3 separate regions of the Homo sapiens genome follow, and regions 2 and 3 are each linked to region 1. A link is a contact called in ENCODE Hi-C data. All regions are on one chromosome and are shown on one strand. The core of a region is the stretch at or near the end of the contact, and the rest is flanking DNA. Distances in the headings are between cores, read along the strand shown. Region 1 has its middle 14 kb from the start of LINC02902. Region 2 overlaps SUN3 (Sad1 and UNC84 domain containing 3). Region 3 has its middle 240 kb from the start of SNORD151.

Region 1 (3,822 bases), core at 1,199-3,698:
AAGGAGGGTGGGTCACTTGAGGTCAGAAGTTCGAGACCAGCCTGTTCAACATGGCGAAACCCTGTCTCTACGAAAAATACAAAAAAATTAGCTGGGCATAGTGGTGCATACCTCTAGTCCCAGCTACTCCAGCCTGGGTGACAGAGTGAGACTCTGTCCAAAAAAAAAAAGAAGTCTCACTCAAGGAGGTTGCAGCATTATGGTGGCAGGATGAGGTAACCGAGTTAAAGCTGGGATCAGCCTTCCCTGTTGGAGGTACACAGGCCCTGTAGGACCCCTGGTCTTGAGTCCTTCTCCATTGTCAAACTCAGATACCCTCTTTAAGGCCCAAGTCAAACTTTACCTTAGGGAGAAGGGGCACAGATCTTCCTAATACCTGAGTGTGAGGCAGACCCTCCCCTTTGCTGCTCCCACAGGGCTTTGTGCTGCCCTCAGGAGCATTCAGCCCTGGAGTCTGCAGAGCTGCTGTGCGTGTAGCCTCGCTCTCTTGGTTCATGCAGGCATGTAGCCGACCCTCAGCCGAAACACAGAGCCCATTTTCTCCATAAAGAAAAGGTGAGTTGGCCAGGCGCAGTGGCTCATGCCTGTAATCTCAGCACTTTGGGAGGCCGAGGTGGGCGAATCACGAGGTCAGGAGTTCGAGACCAGCCTGGCCAGCATGGTGAAACCCCATCCCTACCAAAAATACAAAATGTTAGCTGGGTGTGGTGGCAGGCGCCTATAATCCCAGCTACTCGGGAGGCTGAGGCAGGAGAATCACTTGAACCCGGGAGGCAGAGGTTGCAGTGAGCTGAGATTGCACCACTGCACTCCAGCCTGGGCGACAGTGCGAGACTCCAGCTCAAAAAAAAAAAAAAAAAAAAAAAAAAGAGTGAGTCAAATGGATGAATGAATGTAGCAAAGGCCAGGAGTAGGCTGTGGGAATTAAGGTTGCCTTTCAGGATCTTTGTGTGAGGAAGAGGACATCAGGGAGTGGGCTCCAGGGACCACTGAACCTGGGGACCGAGGAAGGGGCAGGGTTTGCCGAAAAGTGAGAGCTGCCCTGGCCTTGCCCAGCTGCGCAAGAGGGAGGCTCCAAGCTCTATCTGAGCAGTAGCAAGGAAAGGGCTGGACTGAGCCAATGGGGGTCAGCCTTCTGGCTTTGTTTCACTGTGCAGTTGTTGAGTGCCTAATGTACACCAGCAACAATTCAGGCCCTTGGGGTGCAGCAATAGGAGATGCTCCTGGAGCCAAGAGGATACCGACGGATCCCCTCCAGGCCAAGTAGTACCTGCAGCTAGGTCCATTCAACTAAACCAGATGAGTGTCATCTAGGTCTGTTTGTCCCTAGGGCATAGCAGATGCTCAATAAATACTTGCTTAATGAATAAAAGTCTCCTAATAAAAATAGTAGTAGGAGCCAACATCATTATTGAGTGCTTCTCTGTATCAGGCATTGTTCTAAACTTCACATGAACTCAATCTTCTTAACAGCTTTCATGATGAAGGCCGTAGGATCCCAACTTTACCAGTGAGAAAACAGAGGCATGGAAAGCTAGAGGAATTCAGCAAAGGTTATGTAGGAACTATCTTAAGGAGTGTGGGAGTGAATTCCAAACCTAGCGTGCTTTATCCCGGGCTTGGGTCTGCCCTCGAACCACAGGAGGTAGAAAAAAGGGCACACAGTCTTCATTTTCCGAGGATGTCATAGCAGGTGCTGCAGGCTGGGTGGCTGAACCCTCAGAAATGAATTTCCTCGCAGTCCTGGAGGCAGCAAGGCAGAGACTAAGGTGTTGGCAGGTTTGGTTTCTCCTGAGGCATCTCTCCTCGGATGGTAGATAGCTGTCTCCTCCCTCTTCCCTAAGGATGTGTGTGTAAGCCTGTGTCCCAATCTCCTCTTGTTATAAGGACACCAGTCATTGGATTAAGGCCCACCGTAATGCCTCATTTTACCTTAATTTCCTGGTAAAGGCCCTATCTCCAAAGAAGGTCACATCCTGAGATTCTGGTTAGGACTTCAGTCTTGGAATTTTGGGTAACACAATTCAGCTGGTGACATTGACACAGCCTGGGGCTGCCCAGTTTTCCCAGAAGGGGCAGCAGGAATGGGTCAAAAACCCATCACTCATCAAGAAAAACCAGTTCATGTGTTGAGGAACCGTCTTGTCTGCCGTCCTTCAGAATGAGTGCGCAGTTGTTTTGCTGTTTTCTTGGGAACCAGCTGTGGAACACTGCGCTTCCCTTTCCTTTCTTTTCAAGAACCTTGGTGCCCACCTGGCCTCCTGGAGGACACCTTTGTGCAGAGGCTGCCAGAGATGGAACATAGAGATGGGGGAGGGGAGCAGGTGATGCTGGCCCCTGTTGAAAGAAAGTGGGCAAGAGCAGGGGTAGTTATTTCTCCTCTTACAGAAAGGGCTTGCTGAGTTAGGCTTCATGTGGCATTGTGTTCTTTTGAACGTCACTTAAGGCATACATGAAGCGTGTGCACATGACACAGCCCAGTGGAGCCAGGGAGTGACTCAGCCTGCTGCCCAACACCCACTGCAAGTTGTTCCTGTGGCTGCCTCTAGCTGTTCCCCAATCTGAAATTTGTTTTTCGTTTTCCTTCACTTAAAAAAACTTGTTGGCCGGGCTCGGTGGCTCACACCTGTCATCTCAGCACTTTGAAAGGCCAACGAGGGAGGACTGCTTGAGCCCAGGAGTTTGAGACCAGCCTGGGCAACATAGAGAGACCCTGTCTCTACTAAAAGATAAAAATAAAACAATTAGCCGGCCACGGTGGTGCATGCCTGTGGTCTCAGCTACTGGGGAAGCTGAGGTGGGAGGACGGCTCAAGTCCGGGAGGTTGCGATTACAGTGAGCCATGATCTCGCCACTGTACTCCAGCCTGGGCAACAAAGTGAGATCTTTTCTCAAAAAAAAAAAAAAGTTGTAACATGCGTGTATCCCCAAACAATAAATTGCTTAGTCAGGCTTATGTGGGACTTTCTAGAAATGCTATCACACTTTGTGTTGACTTCTGAGCCTTGCTTTTTTCCCTTCAAGTTTATGTTCCTTTCCCAAGGCTCTCCCAGGCCCAAGGGTCTCTCACGCTCTGTAAAACCTGTGCTCAAAGCTTCTCCCCTGAGGCTGTGGGCAGAGACTGGGTGATACTGAAGTAATACAAGTTCTCAGGAAAGATCCTTTTTTTTTTTTTTTTTTTTTTTTTACACCAGGCCAGGCCCAGATTGGGTATTTTTAATATGTAAAAACAAGACTGGGTGTGGTGGCTCACACCTGTAATCCCAGCACTTTGGGAGGCCGAGGCAGGTGGATTGCCTGAGGTCAGGAGTTTGAGACCAGCCTGGCCAACATGGTGAAACCCCGTCCCTACTAAAAATACAAAAAAATTAGCCAGGTGTGGTGGTTCATGCCTGTAATCCCAGCTACTCGGGAGGCACAAGGCAGGGGAAAATGCTTAAACCCAGGAGGTGGAGGTTGCAGTGAGCTGAGATCGCGCTACTGCACTCCACCTTGGGTGACAGAGTGAGACTCTACCTCAAAAAAAAAAAAAAAAAAAACCAAAAAACAAAACAAACAAAAAAACAAATATGTAAAAACAGGGAGGGCCCCAGTGTGCTTGTTAACATGCATATGAGAGCGCCAGTTTGCAAAGCAGGTACAGCCCAGGCGGGCACTGAGCAGGATTCACAGCTGGGTCCAGACGCCTTCGCTCCCCACAGATGACACCTGCAGCGAGACTCTGCTGACCTTGAACTTCAAGCTCTGTGCTTCCACTTTTGACATTCATTTGTTTCTTAGCCTAAACTTGACACTTCCTTTTAGCAATATGCAAATTCAAGG
Region 2 (3,879 bases), core at 408-2,907, 320 kb after region 1:
AGGTAAGACATGCTGGCAGCAATATTGCTCTTTAAGGCATTGAGATGTTTATGTATATGCACATCAAAAGCACAGCACTTTTTTCTTTACCTTATGATGCAGAGACATTTGTTCACATGTTTTCCTGCTGACCCTCTCTCCACTATTACCCTATTGTCCTGCCACATCCCCCCTCTCCGAGAAACACCCCATAATGATCAATAAATACTAAGGGAACTCAGAGACTGGTGCCGGCGCGGGTCCTCCGTATGCTGAGCGCTGGTCCCCTGGGCCCACTCTTCTTTCTCTATACTTTGTCTCTTTGTCTCTTTCTTTTCTCAAGTCTCTCGTTCCACCTGACGAGAAACGCCCACAGGTGGGGAGGGGCAGGCCACCCCTTCATATGTACACATGACTCAAGCCTCATATATTCTCTTTAGCTTAAGACAGGAGTGCTAGTTTTATTTCTACCTCCTTTATCACCTTGTTGGGTTTTTTTAAGAAACAGGATCTGATGGAATACTATGCAGCCATAAAAAAGAACAAGATCGTGTCCTTTGCAGGGACATGGATGGAGCTGGAGGCCGTTATCCACAGCAAACTAACACAGGAACAGAAAAACAAATACTCTATGTTCTCACTTGTAAGTGGGAGCTAAATAATGAGAACACATGAACACAAAGCGGAGCAACAGACACTGAGATCTACTTGAGGGTGGGGGGTGGGAGGAGGGAGAGGAGCAGAGAAATACCTGTTGGGTATTACTACTTACCGCCTGTATAACAAACCTGCACATATACCTCTGAACCTAAAATAAAAGTTAAAATAAAAAACAAATAAACAACAAAACAAAACAAACCAAAAAAACGGGGTCTGGCCATGCTGCCCAGGCTGGCCTCGAATTCCTGGGCTCCAGTGATCCTCCTGCTTTAGCCTTTTAAGGAGCTGGGATCACAGGAGCAGATACTGCGCCCAGTCCTTTTATCACCTTGTTTTAATTTTACTTGGTTCATAAATTCTTTAATGTAGAAGAAAATGATGAGAAGCAGTTTTTATTACTAAAGGATTCCTGCCTTTGGGATTCACCCATAATTTGTCTAAATAATGAACGTGTTCACCTTTCTGAGATGGAACTTAGCTGCTCAAACTCAACTTTTCAGAGACACCACTTGCAGGTGGTGTGGGCTTCTATGAAAGGACAGCAGCCCTTTGTTTTGAAACTCCAGATATGGAATGTAGAGGCATTTGGGTGACATATAAGGCAGGCTGTTTAACCCAGGGCCCTCCTCCAGATGGGAAGATCATAATTGAAGGCATAAACCTATATAAGGCAAAAGTGGGAGTAGACAGTAAAACCAAAAAACAAAACAAAACAAAACAAAACAAACCCCAAAACAAACAAACAGAAAAACCAAAAAGTGAAGATGGCCAAATGGCGCCTGGAGAGAAAGAACACAAACTACTCGGGCTGTACGTGGACCCAGCAGCGCAGGACTTAAGCGGCAGGTTCCCAGGAAGGCCGGAGGAGGGTGTCCATGTGGGGAGCGTGTGGGTGAAAGCGTGAGGGGGAGTGTGGGGGAAAGGAGCCCAAATCTGCGGCTTAGCTAACAGTCATTTCAAAAAGCAGTTACAACGCCTCCACGCCCCTCCAGCCCCGCCTGGCCCAGCAGAGGGCTCTCTTCTTCCTCCCATCTCTAAGACCACTGCCGGCGCCGCCCCAGAACCGCCCACAAGAGCATGGCCTCTGCACAAAGTGGTGACCCCGCGGCCCTCCTCTCCCCAGCAGCTCATGGTGTGGTGGGCCAGGCTGGCACCTCCTGTGCACTGCAGGAGTCCTCTCAGGGTCAGCTCTCCTGATAGCACACTTGTGACTCCCGACGAAATGGCCCGACCAGATGATTCCCGCTGCAAACTCACGACGGATGAGCCCCACCGTGCGCGCAAAGCTTCCTGCCGGCTTTGCACCGCCTAGCAATTCATGTGACAAGCATCACAGACATGGGAGAAAAGTGTTGTACAGGAAACAGAGAGACGCTACCCGCAAGGGGGAAAAGTGGGGCTAGGAAATCCAGACCCGGAAGCGAGCAGAAGAAAATGAGACAAGCCTACAGTTAATATATTCAGAAGCATAAGAGAAGGTACTGCCTTCATAAAAGAAAAAAATATAGGCTCTAAAAAAGGGAATATGTATAGAAACAAGAAGTCTCAGAAAGTATAATCATGACAGCAGGAATGAAAATTTCCGTAGAGGGGTTAAAATGTGAATTGATATGATCTTCCAGAAGGTGGAACAAAAAGCAGAAAAGGGAAAGAAGAAACACTTTTTAAAAATAATAAATTAGACAGTAAGTTGAATCCTCAGGATGCATGAGTGAAATCCCACGACAACAGTTGTGCATCAGGCCTACCTAACAAGGCTGGAGCAAAATGCTGAGGGCGCCAGAGGGATATCTTGGGAAAAAAAAAAGAAAATAAATGAAAAGAAAGTGAAGGAAGGAATAAAGAAAGGAAGAAATTTATAAGTTATCTGATGTGAATCAACATAATGGGGGAATATTTGTACTTCTGAAGAAGAATTTGGGAAAGTTTTAGTAATAGGAATGCAGAAAACTAAGCAAATTAAAGAAAAATAGGCTGGGCACCAGTGGCTCACGTCTGTAATCCCAGCACTGTGGGAGGCCAAGGCGGGAGGATCCTGAGCCCTGGAGTTTGAGACCAGCCTGGGCAACATAATAAGACCCTTATCTCTACTAAAAAATTTAAAAAACAATCCCACGAGTTTGAAGTTGCAGTGAGCTGTGATTGTTCTCCAACCTGGGCAACAGAGCTGAGACCCTGTCTCAAGAAAAAAAAAATGTAAAGCAATTATTACACTCAGAAACATTTAAAAAAATGGAAGAAAGTAGTATTTAAGTACACTAAATAGCTCAACTGAGAGCTGTTTTGTTCACATAGTCACTGTGAAAACATTGAGTATTGCTTGAACAAAAAGATAATACAGTCTTCTAGCAGTGCCTCAAATGTTAAACCTACATTTACCATGCTATCTAGGAATTCCAGTCTTAGGTATACACCCAAGGAAAACAAAAACTCATGTCCACACAAAAACTTGTACATGAATGTTTGTTGAAGCATTATACATAATGACCAAAAAAATGAAAATAATTCAAATGTCCATCAACTGATGAATAGATAAATAAAATGTCATATATCCATACAATGAAATGTTATTCAGCAATAAAAAATAAATGAAATATTGAGACATACTACATCATAAATGAACCTTGAAAACAGTATGCAAAGTTAAAGAAGCCATTCACAAAAGATCACACATTATAAATGATTCAATTTATATGAAATGTATAGAATAGGTAAATTTATTGAGACAAAGTAGACCAGTGGTTGCCAGGGGCTGGAGGAGTACACTAGGGGAATAGGAGGTGACGGCTAAGGGGTATGGGGTTTCTTTTTAGGGTAAGAAAAATGTTCTAAAATTGATTATGGTGATGGATACACAACTCTGTGAATACACTAAAAGCCACTGAAGGGTGTACTTTAAATGGGTGAATTAATTGTTATGGGAATTACATCTCCAGAAACCTGTTTTGTTTTTTAAATTAAGACATAAATATTTTGGGAAGATGGAAGTGCCATGGAAAAGAGTTAATCTTCATTTTCAATGAGAGGATGTCATAATCAAAACTGAAAAATCAGGAAATAATGGCAAAAGCCAACATGGAGGCAAGTACCCAAATAAACATCTAAAATTGTTGCAAGTAGAAGCTTTGGGATAATGAGAATTGGAGATGTGGAGAAGTGGGACAAGGAATTACTGTTTCTTTACAAACTTTATGGAAATATTTGATTTTTACTTATACATGTATAACTTTGATAAAAGTA
Region 3 (3,941 bases), core at 1,169-3,668, 440 kb before region 1:
AACATGCAACTTATAGGGCTTTGGGTAAAAGCTGTATTTCCCTCCGTGGAAGCTGGGACAAGTCACAACCTCAGATGCTCACCCATCCCTGATGAAGATGTATAAATCTTGAGTCACTGCAGCTCCAGTCTTCTCCAGCTGAGCCCAATGGTAGACTTCATCTTCTAAGCTGATCCCTGGCCCTGCAGCTTGACTTTCCTCTCCCCATTTAAGACTTAAAATTCATCCTCTGTCTTATAACTTAGCAGATGCTTATCTCAGCCCCTGGTGGGTGTGGCCGTGGAGGGGCAGCTTTGTTCCTGTATCTGCTGGGTGGTTTTTTGCTGCATTCAGACTTTCCAGGGCCAAAGACACCACAGGCCATAGCAGAACTTGGACTCTAACCCAGTCATTCTCATGTCAAGACTGGGTTAGAGTCCTCACTATGCCACTTCCTCTCCCACTAGGCCATGTCCTCAGGACAGGAAGTCCAGCCTTCCTGCAGCCACCTGAGAACTAGATAGAGTAGATCTCATGAGGAAAGGGGAAGTTAAAAGGGAAATTCCAAAGTTTAGAAAATATTTCAAGGAGAGTAGTGTAGAGAAAAGGAGAAGGGATCCAAACATTGTTGAATATTTCTTTAGGGCAAGGTGATTTGATTTTTCATAACTATTCTCATTTAATTAATACCAGGGAGGCACAGTTATATTCCTTTTATAGGCAAAGAAACTGAGATCGCTAAGTTATTTTTGTTTGTTTGTTTTTGTTTTTTAAGAGATGGGGTCTTGCTCTGTCATCCAAGCTGGAGTGCAGTGGCACAATCATAGTTCACTGCAGCCTGGAACTCCTGGGCTCAAACCATCCTCCCGCTTCAGTCTCCCAAGTAGCTGGCACTACAGGTGCATGCCATTATGTCTGGCTTGAGATTGATAGTTTTTAAATAATGCTCAAAATTATAGATCTGGATTTAAAACTAAATCCTAATCCTATATTCACTTGACTCCGGGACTCTGGCTTCCCCCCACTGCAGCCCAAGAAGTAACCTGCCCAAAGTAAATAATAGCAACAAATAAATTTAAAAATGTTACTTAGCAAGTGGCATAAAACAATAAAACAGAGCTGAGTAAGGTGTTTGTGTTTAGTATATCCAGGTGTCCCCTATTAAGGCTCATCCCTCACCTCTAGCCAAGAAATCAAATTGTGATATTCAATTAACTGAGAATTAGGCCGCTCCTTTCAGGAACCTGCCAATACACATAATAAACACAAACGGGCTCTGCTGAGTAGAACAATGTGAACTCAAGAGTGAACAGCTGTGAAGGCAAGCCTTGGCTCTGCCTCTGACCAGCCATGCACATCTGGGCAAGTCACTTCCCCTAGATTCCATTTCCCCATCTGCAAAGTGGGCACTGCAAGACCTACGTCACCGGTTTGCTGGGAGAATAGCATAAGTTTCCCAGACCTCCAACCTGGGGATATTAAACAGGGCTATACCAGCAGCATTACCTGTATGTCCCTAACTCTTCCCGGAGAAACCACAGAATAGCCAGCACCTCCTCCAGGCACACCCACACCACAGTACACACAGAAACACAGTAGGGTGTTTCAGCATTCTTCCTTACAAATTCGCCAGCCACCAAGCACCACCTCCATTCTCTGCTTCTCTTGTGCTAGGACTTTAGGATGAAATTCACTGTAGTTCCCCCACACCCTGTAATAGAATCCATAAATGAGCCCTCCTGATATGTCCAGAGCTGCTGCTGGGCTGCCTCCTGCCACTGCTGCCCTGTCCTGCTGGGCCTTCCCACCTCCTAGGGCATCTCCATGGGACACGGGAATCCACTAAAGCTCATGCTTGTGCCAAGATGGTGCTGTGGGACCCCACCCCATGCCCTGATCCCTGCAGAAGGGAGAGGAAATGCCCTCCTTCTCCACACCAGGTTACACATGGGTGCACGGTCCCCTGTGTCTTGCAAAGTGTTTGTGAACACACATTCTCAGTTTCTCCTCATGACCCTCCCATTCCCAGGATCCTGCCAGATGTCCTCAGGACCTGAGCTGGGGGATCGATTCTAGAGAGGACACCATACTCTGATCAGAATTGCCCTGGCTCCACACCAGTCCAGTCCTCCAGCTTCCTCTTTCCTTGCGGGGGAGGGTCCCCCACTGCTGTTTCTCCTACGGGGAGATGGAGGGAGCTGGAAAAGAGATGAACAGATGAACTCTGCCCTCATCATCCTGAGAAGCCCTTCCCTGCTGCCCCACTGCAACTCTGAGTCCCATACCAACAAGGGCAGAAAGTTGGCAAGGCCACGGAGCCCCTGGCCTTCGCTAGTCAGGGGATGTCTCCTGGAGAATACACAGCCGCTGCTCAACTGTCATGGCAATAAATAACCCAACCACAACTGTCCCCTGGCCTGCCTCCTGGTGAGAAACACTCATTCCCGGCAGGGACACAGGCTCTGAGAGAGCCTCTGTCTCCCAGGAGACTGCTGAGGAGGGTGTTTCCAGGGTCCTGTGGGCTAAGTGACTCATCACCCACAGAGCCCCAGAGGCCGGCTGTTTGCAGCTGGAACTGGGTCTCCTGAGATCCAGAGCAATGGAGGGCAGTACCCTCGGCCCTGTGTCAGGTCACAAAGGAGTTCTGGAGTTGGATGGTGGTGATGGCTGCACAACAGTGGGAACGTCCTTAATACCATTGAACCACACGCTTAAAACGGGCTACCATGGTAAACATTATGTATATGTTATCACAATTACTTAAAATATTTGAATTCAGAGAGAAAAATACATAATATATAAGAAATATTATATATATAATGTATATACACCAATATTCATAAATAATCTGACTAGTAATTTACAAGGGATCTTTTTACTTTTCTGTATTTTCTGAGTTTTTCTTTTAGTTTGCTTGTAGTACCTTTGTAATAAGATCAATAACAAGAATTGTTCATTAGAATTAACAGTTATAACAATAAGCCTTTTCAAAGAAGCACTTTCAAAAATCCTTCCTGTGTATTTCTCCTGTCAATCACTTGTTCAGTGGCTGGAACACAGACATGTCTGAGGGGCTCACTGCCCTCTCTCACCAACCATGGCTACCAGAGTGACCAATAAAGGGGCCTGGGCAACGGTTCCCTCAGACCATCCTTCCCTGCTCCGAACCCTTCACCGCCCTGCCCAGCTCCAAGATGTCTCCACCTGCAGCCTCGCCTCCCTTCTCCTCCAGCCTCGCCTCCCTCCTCCTGCAACCTCCCTTCCCTCCACCTCCAACCCCGCCTCCCTCCACCTCCAAACCCGCCTCCCTCCTCCTCCGGCCCCACCTCTCTCCTCCTCCAGCCCCGCCCACCTCCACCTACAACCCCGCCTCCCTCCAACCTTGCTTCCCTCCACCTCCAACCCCGTCTCCCTCCAAACCTGCCTCCATCCTCCTCCAGTCCTGCCTTCCTCCTCCTCTGATCAGCCTCCCTCCTCCTCAACTCCTTAACTCATGATGGATCGTAAGCCTAAATGGAAAACGTAAAGTGTAAAACCTTTAGAATCAAACACAAAAAAATATTGTGTGAACTTAGATTAGGCCAAGAGTTATCAGATATGACTCCGAAAGCAAGACCCACAAAAGAAAAATTACTAAGTTGGATTTTATCAAAATTTTACCTTTTATGATTCAAAAGACACTGTTAAGAACATAAAAGTGATAAGCCAGAGAATGAAAGAAAATACTTGCAAGTCATATATCTGACAAAGGACTTATATCTGGAATATAAAAAGAATATTCAAAGCTCTACAATAAGAAAACAGCCCAACTTTCTTTTTAAAAAAAGGGCAAAGGATTTAAACAGATATTTCACCAAAGACAAGATATCAAATGGCAAATAAGCACATAAAAAGATTGTAAACATTAAGAAAATCAAAACTAAAACCACAATGATATATAACTGCACATCTGTTAGCATGGG

Evidence for each region. A loop is a pair of places that touch in the nucleus more often than their neighbours do. Pooled maps may share reads with other maps.
Region 2: a pooled map shows a loop between it and region 1 (4-fold over the local background). The contact joins two enhancer-like sites. A Hi-C loop is called at or near these places in 4 of 50 pooled maps.
Region 3: a map with no recorded cell type shows a loop between it and region 1 (12-fold over the local background). The contact joins two enhancer-like sites. A Hi-C loop is called at or near these places in 1 of 37 single-sample maps with no recorded cell type and 2 of 50 pooled maps.

The regions. Positions count from the first base shown.
Region 1 is chr7:47,667,188-47,671,009 of GRCh38, forward strand. No RefSeq gene overlaps it. Among named protein-coding and RNA genes, the nearest start is that of LINC02902, 14 kb to the left of the region's middle. Within about 2 kb of position 2,449, at least 19 of the 41 ENCODE cell types and tissues checked have a DNase peak (open chromatin) inside an H3K27ac peak, as active enhancers do.
Region 2 is chr7:47,990,259-47,994,137 of GRCh38, forward strand. The region is part of intron 8 of SUN3 (Sad1 and UNC84 domain containing 3); the gene reads right to left. Among named protein-coding and RNA genes, the nearest start is that of HUS1, 13 kb to the left of the region's middle. RefSeq lists enhancers at 1-501, 1,687-1,916. Within about 2 kb of position 1,658, at least 25 of the 41 ENCODE cell types and tissues checked have a DNase peak (open chromatin) inside an H3K27ac peak, as active enhancers do.
Region 3 is chr7:47,225,558-47,229,498 of GRCh38, forward strand. No RefSeq gene overlaps it. Among named protein-coding and RNA genes, the nearest start is that of SNORD151, 240 kb to the right of the region's middle. Within about 2 kb of position 2,419, at least 2 of the 41 ENCODE cell types and tissues checked have a DNase peak (open chromatin) inside an H3K27ac peak, as active enhancers do.